Regions from separate parts of the Mus musculus genome. Here region 1 is linked to region 2. The links are chromatin contacts, found by Hi-C or POLR2A ChIA-PET in ENCODE. All regions are on one chromosome and are shown on one strand. The core of a region is the stretch at or near the end of the contact, and the rest is flanking DNA. Distances in the headings are between cores, read along the strand shown.

Region 1 (7,221 bases), core at 825-3,324, 36 kb before region 2:
AGTGGAGCCTTTGCACCTCGGGGGTATGAAAGCCCTCACGTGATGGTGTGCGCCAGGAGAAGCCAGTGTGTGTGTGGATTTCATTGCTCCCTGGTCTGTGTCACCTAGTCTTATGACTACACTCTAACTTGCCCAGGGACTGCTGCTGGTTTTCATTTACTTACATAAAGATGTTCGAAGAAAAAAATTTAGTGACAAGCCTCAAATCTATTCTAAAATTTCCTGTATCGTATGCTAAGATCGGGGGCTCTGATTCTATCAAACACCTTACCTCTGGCTTCAGCTCACTGGGGAACACTGTAATCCTCCTGAGGGAGGGAGGGAGGGAGGGAGGGAGGGAGGGAGGGAGGGAGGGAGGGAGAGGTGCACCAATGCAGACATGCCCTTCTTATTCATTTCAAATGGGTCCTCTCACTGAACCAGGAGCTTGTCAGTTTAGGGACCAGCTGGAGGCCAGCAAGCCTCCATGATTGTCCTGTCACCATGCCCCTAGTACACAGAGAGACATTTTTGCAAGGGAGCTAGGAATCCAAACTCAAGTCCTCTCACTTCAGGCACTGAATCATCTCCCCAACCCCAACCTGTTTCTACCATAGCTCTTTCCACTGCCCCCCTCTTACAAATTAGCATTTTTATTTCCCATCCACAGAGAAATTCTCAGTAGGGACTATTTTTCTCCGACATTCAGAACTCATACCATCTCGAGGGTCCTACCTGCATGCAGTTGGAAGAATGCACCAGCAGTGTCTAGCCCTTTGGCTGCACCCTAGCCCAGTGATAAATACATCGTATCTTCACAATCGGGCCGGCTGCGGATCGCTCAGACTCCAGACTCACTTGGTTCTGGGGCACTGAGCACCCTATTATACATGGATGAGGGCCATGTACCCTATTCCTTCAAGGTGACCCGGTAATGCTGAGATCAAAGTTGGCTTCCACATCCTTGCCAGCTTCAAGCCTACCAATGGACGTCTGAGTCCTCTTGGCCACGACAGCTCCTGAGGACCACTGGATAAAGGCCAGGGTCTCACAGTGCTCTGCAAAAAACCACGAAGCTATCTTTGCCCTTATTTCTGCCCAAGCTGTCTATTCACCCAAGAGCCAACACGGGGTCTGGGGTTCTGGGGGCCCTTTTTCTTCTTCACTATAGTTGCTTGGTTTAAGAAACACCGAGAGAGCAATTACTCTGGGAAAATGAACTATCTGCATGCTCCAGCTGCATAAAGTTATTCTCGCTCATAACTAAAGCTAGGTGCGAGGATCCGCATCCAAGACATCTCCTGAGGGTTGTGCCTGCACACTGAGCTCATCCGACCTAGTTTAAGGGCAGAATGGAAAAAACTTGCCACCAGCTTGTTGGGTGGGACTGAGTGTGCTTCCCACCCGATCCTCCCTACATTCTCAGCAAAACGCCCTAGTTACCTGCTTGGGGGCTGGGGGGAGGAGGGTTCGGGCTGTAGGGTGGCAGGTAGGTTATCTCCATCTCCAGTCCCCAGTCTACCAGAGACAGGGCAGCAGCCAGATAGAGGATTTGCTCCAGGCTAGAGCACACGGTGTGGCCACCTACCTCTTGATGTAGCTGCTGAGGCGATAGAGCTGCCCTTCTAGGCGCACAAGGCCGTCCCCGAAGACGTTGAAGCCCCCACGTGCGGCCGCGGGTTCCCCGGGCCCGGGCACCAGGAGCTGCTCACCGCGCAGTTGGAAGGCACCAGGCTGTAGGCGGAGCAGCTGCGACAGGGGCAGCAGGGCCAGCTCGCAGTCGCACGTCCACAGACTGCGCAGCTCCCCGGATGAAATGGAGGTCAGGCTGGGTCTGGCCACAGGCTCGCACGCTGCAGTGGCCATACTCAGGCTGTGGCTCTGTCCCCTTCCTACCCTGAGGGTCGCTAAGTGGGAGGAGTAAATCTGTGGTCTGTCCCGAGCTACCTTGGGCTGCGTGCAAGTAGTAAGTAGCTCAGGAGCCCTCTTGTCACCTTGAAGGTTGCCCACCCTTGTGGAGCGCTGCAGGCAGGACACTGAGAAAGCGGTCCCCGCGCTGCGCAGCCCCTTTTATCAGGCACCAGGCACGCCCCTCCGGCCCCCAGGCAGGACCCCAGATGCTCCTCCGCTCCGGCAGAGCAATCAGTGTTTCATAACTTGGCATGCTCCCACCTCGCCTGCTCACAGCCAAGACTAACTTAGTCATCCCACTCGGGTCAGACACTCAGCCCCCGCGCGGGGCCCTCCCTGCCTGGTCCACACTGCATGGTGCAGCATCCTCCCCACGACAGATGCCCAGGCCTGGCTCAGCGCCGATTAATCCCTCAGGTACCACAAAGCGTTCCTGACCACTTCTCCACCTGGGGCCCAGGGGCTGTCAGCTTAGGCTGGGAGTTGCTGCATCCGTATCTACATCCCCCATTCTATGCCTCATCTGTCTGCAGCTCACTCCACCTCCACCTAGATGACCCAGCTTTTCCTTCTCTCAGCACTTCCTGGAGCGGGTTCCCACCCAGCATCCTTCCATGAAGGCCTGCCACTTTCCCAAAAGGTTTTCCTGCATCCCCTGTGCACTCCAGACCTTGACCCTCTTGCTTTTCGCTGCCCGGTGGCCCCTTGACAGCTTTGTGCTTGGATTCAAGCGGGAAGTCCCCTAGCAGGCCTTCCCAGCCCTAGTCCCAGAATCTGTTAATTTGCTCAGTTTATAAATATTTGAGTGCTCTGGCTACGTGCTCACACGTCTCCTGAGGGATGAAAAGACTATTCCTTTCAATTTAATTAAATGACTATTTCCAGCCTATCTAGTAGAAGATGAAGAATAAGCTAAATCCTGAGAATGTGGGTGGATAACCACAACCCCTGTTATCATCCAACTTGTAGTCTAACAGAGGAGCAGGCATGTGTTCCAGCAATTACATTGACTGAGTCTCTGCTCTCGGTAAGCTGGCATGAGACTCCAGGCAGCGCCGAGAGGTAAAATTTAGAGTCTATCTTCAGTTTGTCTCTGAGAGCCTCCATAGAGCCTGGGTTTAATTGATTCAAACAGAAGCATTTCTGCTACATTTCACTTTTGCCATTTACTTTTGAAGGTTTTAAGTTATTTTTATTTGTGTGTGTGTGTGTGTGTGTGTGTGTGTGTGTGTGTGTATGAGTGTTTGCATGTATGTATGCACACCTCATAACCACCGAACCATCATCTCTCCAGCACCCTCACCCCAGGTGTTGTAGAATTTTTATTCTGCTTGCTTCATTTGATGGTAAGAAGCACGTTGTGTTTCAAACAGCACTGCCTTGGTAAACTATTTCAAACCACTAAGCTATTTTCCATCAAAGGAATGCACTCTTCTTTGTCTAGACTTTCCTTTACTGCAACATTAAAATCACTTTGTTTTCTCTTACTATGGTAACACACCATTACACTTTCCATCTTTTCTGCACTCCCTCCCCTCTCAGAAATGGAGTTGCTGGGATAAGTGACAGGAGACAATGCAAGGCTTATGCTTATAGTTAAGAGGTGACAGCCTGAAGATCTAGCCATCCTCATGTGCCCATACTTGGGTAATAGTGATGTCATCAAGGCACAGGGGCAGCCTTCTAGCCTCAGAGCTTTAAATGGCCCTGTTGGGTGCCTGGATGGTCAGCTTTGATTGTCAACTTCACACAACCTAGAATCACCTGAATGGATAATCGTCATTGATGGATTATCTACACCAGGTTGGATTGTGATTATGTTTGTTGGAAATTGTTTGATTTAATTAATGTGGAGAGATGTACCCCAAATATGGGCAGTGATTCTGATAGCTATAAAGATGAAGGTGCATGGAAGAAAGAAGGCTCTGCCTATTTTGGCTTTCATTCTTGCTGGTGAATCCATCTACTCTAAGCTGCTGCTGCTGCTGCTGCTGCTGCTGCTGCTGCTGCTGCTGCTGCTGCCTCCTTCCATATAAGAACAATGCTCTTCTGGCTTCTAACATGGACTGAAGACCAGCACTCCCCAGGAATCCTCTAGGTCTCTGGCACCAGATTGGGACCACTGAGGCACACTGCTTCATGGTCTAAGCAACTACAAAGTGATTAGCCTTTTTTTTTTTTACCCCAACCATATGGCATAAGTCAATATCATACTTCCTCTTTGCAGCAGGGATTCATTTTATTGGTTCAGTTTTTCAACGGAACCTCAAGTGACACAGCGGCCTTAACTCAGATCTACCAAGCTCTCACAGGCCAGTTCACACCACCACTATTCAAGCTCTCACAGACCAGTTCACAGCACCACTAGTCAAGCTTTCACAGGCCCGTTCACACTACCACTATTCAAACACTCTCAGAGATCAGTTCTCACCACCATTATTTAAGCTCTCACAGACCAGTTCACACCACCACTCTTTTCACACCTAGATTTTTCTGTCAGACCACAAGTGCCTGAGGCTGGCAAGATGCTTAGTAGAGTGTCTGCCACATGAGAACAGGGATCTGAGTTCAGACCCCTATCACCTACACAGGATCTGGGCTAGGCAGAGGGGCACACATCTCTGACCCTAACCCTGAGGCTGGGAGAAGAGAAGCAGATCTGTGGGGCTCACCAGCTAGACAACCTAGTGGAGTGGATGAGTTCTGGGCTCACTGAGCAATTCCTGTCTCATAAAAATAATGTAGAGAGTGAGCAAGGAAGACAGCCAGCACTGACCTTTGGCCTCCACATACACACGTGTGTGCTCACAACCCTCGTGTACATGTGCACATACCCACAGGAACACAGACACAGACACACACACACACACACATACACACACGCAGACATACCCAGACACACAGAGTCACACAGAGACAGAGGCAAAGAGACAGAAAGAGACACAGAGAAACAGACAGAATGCAAATATCTGTAGTCTTCCTCCCTCTTATATAAAATAATCTTTAAATATAGTTTTATCCCCCTCACTTGTTAGCTATTTTTTCTCTTCCCCCTGGAAGAGTCATCGAAATTCCTTCTCTTCCAGCTCACCCCATGACATCATTGAAACTGACCTAAATAAAGTGTCAGTGACTTCTGGATTGTCACCCCTGGAAGACATTTCCCCCCTCTGGTCTCTCCCAGATCACCCTTGTCCTTGCCATTCTCACCTCCCTTAACTCCTGAAGAAACTGAAGTCAGTCTGCTTCGTTAGAATTTAACAGACGGCTTGGGAATTTGTTATCTGTGTCAACTAGACTAAGTTTTCCCATCTCTAAAATCTGGTGCGATTTGAGACCAGGAAGTGGCGGGGCTGGAATACAGACCGCCAAGGGCTCAGGCTGTGGTGCTTCACTACCTGGGTTCAAAGTCGCAGTCAGCTTTCAGGAAATCTGAGCATATCAATCCTGTGTGTCCTTTACACGCACATTGTGGGGTTTGTAGGCAAAGCGTTCTAAGCACTGTCTGTCACACAAGTGTGTGTTTGATGCCTGCATCCAGGGACTTCTGTGAGTACAATACCCAATGGCCCGCACACTGCATCTGGAAGCCACCACAGTACCACCTCCTATCTATTGCTGTTTTCTCTCAGCTGAGGCCATTTCTTTCTCCTGAGTCTCTGGGTTCTCTCCTTGGCAGCTTCTTCTTTCATGGGTGAAGCGGTTCAGACCTTTGCCTCTGCCAGCAGCCCTAAAGCTGATGACCCCTAGATATCTACTTATGGTCCAGGCTTCTTGCCGGGCTCTCAGATAGTCTACCCAACTCTGTCCAACCTCTGCATGTGACTTTACACTGGTGACTCCGGGGACTCTTCTTCCTCATGCTGAATCTGCCCCTTTTGCTGCATCCCTCATCCTATGAGGCATGTGCATCCTTTGCAAGAACAGTAGGTGTTCTTAACTCTTGTACTATCTCTCCAGCCCCTAATCATTACTTTTAACTCTGTGTGTCGTAAGGAGGAAATGAGTATGGGAAGACAGTGCTGCCAGAGACCAGAAGAGGGCGCTAGCTCCCCTACAACTGGAGTTATAGGTGGTTGTGAACCACCAGACATGGGTGCTGGGAACTGAATTCTGGTCCCCTGCAAGAGAAGCAAGTGCTTTTAATCCATCTCTCTCCTGTCCAGTCTCTGCTGCTCCATGATGGCTAGGTAAGCCAGACCGCTGATTCTTACATACATGTCATTGGCTTAAGAGTGTAAAGTATAGCTGGGCAGTGGTAGCACACGCCTTTAATCCCAGCATTTGGGAGGCAGAGGCAGGCGGATTTCTGAGTTCGAGGCCAGCCTAGTCTACAGAGTGATTTCCAGCGCAGCCAGGGCTACACAGAGAAACCCTGTCTCGAAAAAAAGAGTGCAAAAATATAACTTGTAACTCCCCGGGAAGTGGGGCACAAAGGCTGTTCCCGATGTGGGCCTCTCACTTCAGTTTACAGACCTCTGCTCACCTTTTAATACTACAGACATCCTAAACTGCAGGTTAAACTAGGTGACCCCTCCTCCTCCTAAGGGCAGATGACCTCTGAGGTGCACAACTTTATCTTGCCTCTTTCTGGAAATGCTCTCTCTCTCTCTCTCTCTCTCTCTCTCTCTCTCTCTCTCTCCTCTGTGTGTCTCACTAGAAGAACAGCTCTACCCTAAGCCTCTTTTATTTCAGGCACACTGTGGCTACATAAAGATATCCAATTTGTTTTCACTGAATGAATGAATAAATAAATGATAAACGGCGCTGTGTCATGGTTATGCATAACATTCTAAAAGCAGTGCCTGGCATAAATAAGTACTATTGAGTGTTTGTTAAATAAATGAACAAAACACACGGAGCATGCTTCGGATCATTTTTTTTCCCCTGTGGTTATAACTGTCAAAGTCGTGTGAAAGCCAAAGCGGGAACATATGGAGCAATGAAAGCCCAGATTTGCAAAGACATTTTATGCAAAAAAGTTCACATTCATATTTACCGCACTGACTCCTGACAACTTTAGTCATGACTGAGCCAGAATGGAAAATTCCCTGCTGCCTCCCTCCGAGCTCACCTCATGGGCTCTGGCTGTGGTGTTCTGTGAGCTCACTGCTTCTGTCTGCCCAAGTAGATGCTCCTCCAGGGTCCACACGCATTCCTACCCAGGTCAGTAGGCTGATCCTGGTGAGGTCTACTCCTTGGCACTTTGACTGCATCTTCTTAATTGCTAGCAGGATACTCAGTGCTCTGGGGCAGCGAGGCACAGTGTAGGTCAGGAAGCTGGCACATCCGAAAGCAGTCCAGAGGGGTACAGATACCTGTTGGGAAGGC
Region 2 (6,710 bases), core at 2,106-4,605:
CATGGGCCACACCCACTCAGGACACACCTGGGCCACTAGCCCAGACAGTATGGTGCCTAACTCACTGTTTCTCCAATGAGGCAGGGCTGCTCCCATGTTCCCAAAGGAAAAAGCAAACGCCAGGCAGGCCTGAAACTCTGCCAACCACAAAGTTACTCAGGAGGGCTCTGCACTCTCCCTCCCGGCCATGACCACTGACCCAGCCTTCCTGCACTCCCCACAAGCTGGTCTGGAGCTGAGCACTGACCTAGAAGTTTCCATTTCATCCTTGCCCCAACACCAAAAGCCCAATTCTAACCTCAAACTTGGAAACAGAGACACTCCAGTCTAGAACAGTTAAGAAAGCGACACAGTCTCCCGAGAGGAAAGTGGTTCCAGTCCCTCACTCAACAGCAGGGCGGTGCTGACCTCCCTGCGTCCAGCCATGACCTGCCCTCCCTAGGGCAGGACCCCAGGGAGCACAGACAGCCCAAACTGAAACAAGTTCAAAGCTCCCAGGACCTGATCTCGGCCACCAGGATCAATTCATGCCTCATCACAGCTGCCTCGGAGGAATGGGGCCCCAAGACAGTCACCAGGGCTTTCTCCTGGCAGATGGCAGCTGACTCTGGCATTCTCATGTGGCTTCTGGGCATCCAGGGTGAGGGTGGGGGGAGAGCAATAAGACATTTCAGGTCCATTGATTCGTTCCTATCGATTAAACCTTCGTAAGTGGTTTCAGTTGTAGCATGGAAGATTTTAAGTCAAGATTTTACAACAAACCAAGAAGACAACTAGATCTGAGGAGCTAGAAGGTTTTGTACTTCCTAGATAAGGCTTTGCTTACTGAGGAAGTCTATGCAATTTCTGTCTGTCTGTCTGTCTGTCTGTCTGTCTCACCTTTTACATAGCCGAAAGTCCTACTATGTATAGTCACATGAGTCTGGAAGATTCTAAATGAAGGAGCCCTTGGGTATTTGTAGTTAGCTTGATGACTCCCAGCTTATCAGGTGGCAGAGGGCGTGTGTCAGTTCAGATTTTGGATCACAGGCAGGCTGTGTCCTCTGGGTTTACAGACTTACTTGATTTGGCACACTTGATGCTTTTCGTGGAAAACCTGACTCTTGTTGGAGAAAATCAGTTGACACAACAACCTAAGGGGCCATTTGGCCCAGGAGGCCGTGGTGGCACAGGTTGGCGTCAGATCTCCTTAGACAGTGCCTCCATCAGCTTAACATTGCCACCTTCCTGGTGTCTTTAAGAATATAAGTGGAGGGGCTGGAGAGATGGCTCAGTGGTTAAGAGCACTGACTGCTCTTCCAGAGGTCCTGAATTCAATTCCCAGCAACCACATGGTGGCTCACAGCCGTCTGTAATAGGATCCTATGCCCTCTTCTGGTGTGTCTGAAGACAGCGACAGTGCACTCATATACATTAAATTAATTAATTAATTAATTAATTAAATGCTTTACAAAGAATATAAGCCTGTAACATCATGAGACACTGCTGCCAGGTGCCAATCTCTCAAACACGCTCCTTTCTATTAAGGGAAATTCTAAGCCCTGGCAGGCGCCGTGATAGGGCATCATAGCACAGCGACAAGCTTTTGCATCGAAGGGTCGGTCTGATTCTCGCCCTTATTTTATGTCTTCATAGGAAAAAAAAAAAGTCAAATCAAGTCTATTTCTTCTTTTCCTTCTGGGGGGGAAGTCAGAAGTACTCATCAGGTGTGGAGATACAAACTTGCTTCTTCCCACTGACAACCCCCAACCCCCACTCCCAACACTGAGGGAAGTGTTCACTTCCGCCTAATGAGAGATCCAGAGCAGGAGGGGAGTGTGGTGTGGAGGATAAAGCCCAATCTACTGTTTATTCTGGCGCTAATCACAAGTGGTTTACAGAAAAATGCCCTCATTTGCTTCCAGCAGCTCCAGCCTCTCAGCCATGTGAAAGCTGTCTTCAGAGTCAATTGCCTGTCATTTTACTGATTTATGTTGAACAACGGCAAGGACCCCTCGAGGTATTCGTAGCTGGCTTGATGATTCACAGCGTATAAAGTGACACTGGGCAGTGTGCTTTGGTTCAAATTCCATCAAGATGGAATTTAAATTCCCTCCACTGTGTGTTCGCTGGGGAAATGCTTTGATGAGCAGGACCATTGAGCCTTAAAAGAAGGAGCAAGAGCAACCTGGGCTTCTTCAAATGGTGGCAGAGGCTGAGCCACATCTTCTTTTAGCCCTGGGATGTAAAAATGATACTCGAAGTGTTTAAAACAGCCATCATAGATGAGTTTCCCCAAGGAACGCCGATGAATGACAAAGGACAAAACCCATCCTGTAAGGTCGAAGGACCTGGGGATTCCCCTACTTGTTCAGATTCCTGCTTGTCAATGAACAGTATCTGATTTCCTTGGAACCTTCTAACAGGAAATTCCCTTTAAAAATGTAACTCTTGAAGGAATGGCCTGCTCAATTATTAACCCATTATAATGATTGTCTTCACTTCGGTGTTTCAAATAGTACAGATTTGCTTCCATGCCAGTACCCACACCCCATCCCCTCCAACCCCCCACACACTCACTGTCTGTCCTGAAGCACTAGAAGCCTCCACGTCTTTAGGAGTTACTCTCCCTCTTGGGTCCCGAGAGTCCCCACATGCTAGAAGATTCTTCCATGCTTCTCCCAGGATTCCTGAGCTACAACCCTGAAAACAGACAAGATGGAAGTGGATGCTTGTTTGTTCATTCGTTTGTTTCTTTGTTCATTTTTAAGTCCCCCCTTAAATCAACAAGAAGTCACACAGATGATTTAAGGATAGCCAACTGCTTTCTCCTGCATTTCTCAGATAACAAATTCATACAATGTTTCAACTGAAGATAGACTTTGAGCTCTGACTCGGCCCACAAAGTGAGGAAACCGAGGCACAGGGACTTCCCGAGCTCAACTGAGCCCCGGGATCCTTAAGGATCCAGTCACAAGCCAGACTGAGCTGTCCAAATGAAGGCCGGTTCCAATCTCATCTTACCCACATCTCTAGCTTGGGGGTGGGGGGCGAGGGGGGGTGGGGTGGGGAGTTGGAGGGGGGTGGAGGGGAGGTGGGGACTGCTCAATCCGACCCGTTCATTACTTTTAATTCCTCTCTCAGGCTCCAGTTCCCCCGCCCCTTTTCCCTGTCCCCTGCCCTATTTAGGCGTTTCCAAACTGGCTATGGTCTTTGTGCTCCTGATTTTTTAACTCCTTGCCTTTGAGCTGGGGCAGCTAGATTGAACTAGAGTCCCGGTGCCCTTGATGTGTGCTGTCTTACCTCATCACGCCACTAGGTGGCAGTGTTTCAGAGCAGTCCTGAGCCCTGCAACGTGGCTCTGGGCTGGGCCCGGGTTCTTTCCAGCACAAACAACAGTGAGCTAGCAGGCAGAGCACATATTCGCTGTCGTGCTTGGGAAAAGATGAGCATTCAATATTATGGTAACGAGGAACAGAGGTCTGCAACCTGTCCGCGTGCTTTCAGAGCCTGCTTTATCCACAAGGCTGACATCTGCCGTCACCTTCACAAAGGAATCTCAAGTGGGGAAAGCTGTTTGGGAGGTGCCCTTGAAACGAATTACTGTCACCTTCTGCCCTCTTCGGTTTTTTTTTTTTTCAGCCCACCATTGGGCCCCGATTTCATCCACAAAAAAGCATCAAGCAAAGAAGAAGAAAGGCAATCCCTGGGGCATTATGTGTGTGCTGGACAGGATAGTAATGGTGCAATCCTTCTAATGGCTTTGGTCACTGCAGGATGCTAGCTATTAGAAGGAGCCGTTTTAAGGGAGGAGGAGGGAATGGGGGGACGGTAGGGATATCTGCTGATTACAGTGCGGTCAGGAACAGAAAGTCCATTTAAAGGAACACAGGCATAAAGCTGGACAAAGGGGCGTTGTTTGTGGGCTTAAGGTATATTTAGGGCTTACAGTGTAGCATCTGAATTATTCGTATAGCTCAAACTCTAAGTGCAATGTCTATGATGGGAGACCATTCCAAGAGCTACTTGGCTCCACCCCTTTGTTAGGAAGTCCCTCAGGGAACTATCAGGAATGTGCCCTGAAATCCTTTACCCATTTACATCAGGGTCAATGGAAGACAAGCCAGATGTTTTCCTTTCAAACAGGTGAGAGCCGGATCAAAACTGTGAGGGGCGTGTTTGATTGCCTCGGCTTCTGCTCCAGTCTCCCCATCCCAGCCTCCATGTAAGAGACAGTCCTCAAATCCCACTGGTGGGCCAATCCCTCTTGCTTTACCCTCATTCCTTACTCTGTACTTTGCAACCCCTTACTGGCCTGACACTAAAATGAAGAAACTCCAGTCTTTCCCCAAGTATGACCCATTAGGAAATGAATGAAGTTCTCTCCACTTAAGAAAGCTGGGGCTGGCCTTCCGGGGACTCAGAATGGAGATAAAATGGGGCTTCCCCTCCAGCCAGGCTCTGGCTCAACAGGTAGCAACTGTTGCTCTATGTGTGGATTTTATACCCCGGCTTAAGGAGAAGAAAGATGTCAGTTGCTTAGATACCAGTGCATCCTATCATCAAGCAAAACGTCTGTCTCCTGAACTGAGAGTGCATATAACCCTGAGGAGAGAGAATTCCCGAACACAAAGCGGGGAACACTGGATGCTCTGTGGTGGGATCGAAACCCACACATGGGTGATGCTGATGTGCAGAGAGAGGCACGTGAGGTTACAGAAGCCATCATAGGACGTCTGAATGTGAGACCTCGGAGAAAGAGAGTAGTTTTAGGCACGGGGAAGGCAGGAGTTGTCTGAAGGATGGCCTCATGACCAGGCACAGGGGACAAGAACATATGTAAGGCTATTTACAAAGAAAGCCAGCATGCTTGCCTGTGAAGAGCACGGGGAGTGGGGAGCTCCGTAAAGAAAGGGGGTGAGACAACCAGTAAAGATCTGATCTAAAGAAGAACTAACAACCCACTGAAGTGAGACAGGTCATATTCAGTGCATTTACCTAGGGTAAGGCAGGAAGAGCCCCGGCCCTGCCTCGAAGAGGAACAACCACACAGCCAGACTCCACGGAGATGAGTGAGTCACGCAGAACCTGCCGATTTTAGAAATGAGGTCAGCAGACCAGGAGGCAGCTGCTGTTGACAAGACAGGTCATTCAGTTCCAAGAATAAGGACCATGCTATACCCCAGGGCACCACGAGGGTAGCACCTGGTCAGGAGGGAGGAGGAAGAAGGGTACAGGGCGTCACTGGGCATTGTGGGAGGGAGTGGTCATGGAAGAGTAAGCAGGCTCAGCTTAGGTGAAAATTATGCTTCTTAAGTCTGGGCTCTAGGGACTACCCTGAGCTGGGTACCTGGACTAGCAGTGATGGAGGAAGGTGGAGTGTACCTGTGAGAAAGAGAAGTCAGGAAAGGAGGTGGGCAGGGCAGGGGCTCTGGTTGGTTTACATCTGAGAGCCATGCTGGAGTGGGAGAGGAGAGGCAATTAGCTACTTCCCCTACGACTTCCCCCTCCAGAGTCAGTCAGGAAGGCCCCCAGATGTCCCCCCTCCAGAGTCAGTCAGGAAGGCCCTCAGATGTCCCCCCCTCCAGAGTCAGTCAGTAAGGTATCCAGATGTCCCCCCTCCAGAGTCAGTCAGGAAGGCCCCCAGATGTCCCCCTCCAGAGTCAGTCAGTAAGGTATCCATCCAGATGTTCCCCCTCCAGAGTCAGTCAGTAAGGCCCCCAGATGTCCCCCCTCCAGAGTCAGTCAGTAAGGTATCCAGATGTCCCCCCTCCAGAGTCAGTCAGGAAGGCCCCCAAGATGTCAAAACATCAGACGATAGAAACCAAAAGGCACAGCCAGTGCCCGGTGAGATCATTCAGGACAGTGCGTCTAGCAACGTTATCTCACTGCCCCTAAGGCTGTCACTCTGGGTTGGGTGACTCCTCCTCAGCCCCTCGCTGACTCTGCTCAGCGTCTCCCTTCAGGAATGAGACTCCCAGGAGAGGCCCAAATTGATTCGGTGGCCTCTGTCCAGCACTGGCTGTTCTGCATGGGCAGCTCTTTATGACAGGCTGCCTATGCTGGCTGCTCATGAATCAAGTGTCTACCCGTGGTCTAAGCCATTAAGAGTGGGCTCGTGGCTTGGCAAGCTACACTGAGGACCCCCTCCTGGTAGGGCAGGGGGTGGGGGATGGATGCATTAGCAGAGATGGCCTGAGCATTCCGAGAAGAAGAAAACATAAGGAAACAGCTCCTGGCTTTTCTCATACAAAGATTGCAGATAGCAGAACAGGAGTCCACCACAGCCGCAACTGTGTCTGAGAGCTCTAGACTAGATGACAGGTGGAACCGTTGTTTTTATATAGAAGATTCACTTGGTAATCATTTGTGATATAGGATGAAGAGGAAGGTGCCTGGAAGATTCATGGGGGTCTAACGATAGGTCTTCATAGGCCCCTGAAACTGGAGAAGGACCCTGGCTTTGGAGACAAAGAAGAAAGGGCGGTCCTCAGAAACCAGGGCTGGGTAGCTGACTGTCCAAGTACAGAGAGAAAGGACAACTCACAGACAATGTGAGACTTAAAGGCCCCAGAGGAAGAAGGACATCATCCCACTAGCAAAACCCCAGCAAAGCGCAGAAAGAGGACAGACGCAGGAGGATTCCATTCAGACCCATGAAGTGAGTGTGACACCAGACACATGACTCATTACTTGTACGCAGTTAACCAAAATATTTGAGGAAAGAACTT

What was found. A loop is a pair of places that touch in the nucleus more often than their neighbours do. ChIA-PET counts read pairs that join two places held with the same protein, here RNA polymerase II (POLR2A).
Region 1: a map of heart shows a loop between it and region 2 (2.0-fold over the local background). The contact joins the promoter of Medag here to the enhancer-like site in region 2. A Hi-C loop is called at or near these places in 4 of 37 maps with a recorded cell type or tissue (Patski, heart and left cerebral cortex). POLR2A ChIA-PET finds 5 or more read pairs at or near these places in 2 of 5 experiments (Patski and embryonic stem cell).

The regions. Positions count from the first base shown.
Region 1 is chr5:149,406,602-149,413,822 of GRCm38, reverse strand. Medag (mesenteric estrogen dependent adipogenesis) reads right to left here and starts at 2,074. Exons shown (of 5, transcript NM_027519.4): 1 at 1,568-2,074. The coding sequence starts at 1,845.
Region 2 is chr5:149,372,641-149,379,350 of GRCm38, reverse strand. It overlaps a transcript of Medag not described here. Among named protein-coding and RNA genes, the nearest start is that of Gm38753, 8.4 kb to the right of the region's middle. Within about 2 kb of position 3,355, at least 1 of the 3 ENCODE cell types and tissues checked has a DNase peak (open chromatin) inside an H3K27ac peak, as active enhancers do; it is heart, where a contact is called at or near this core.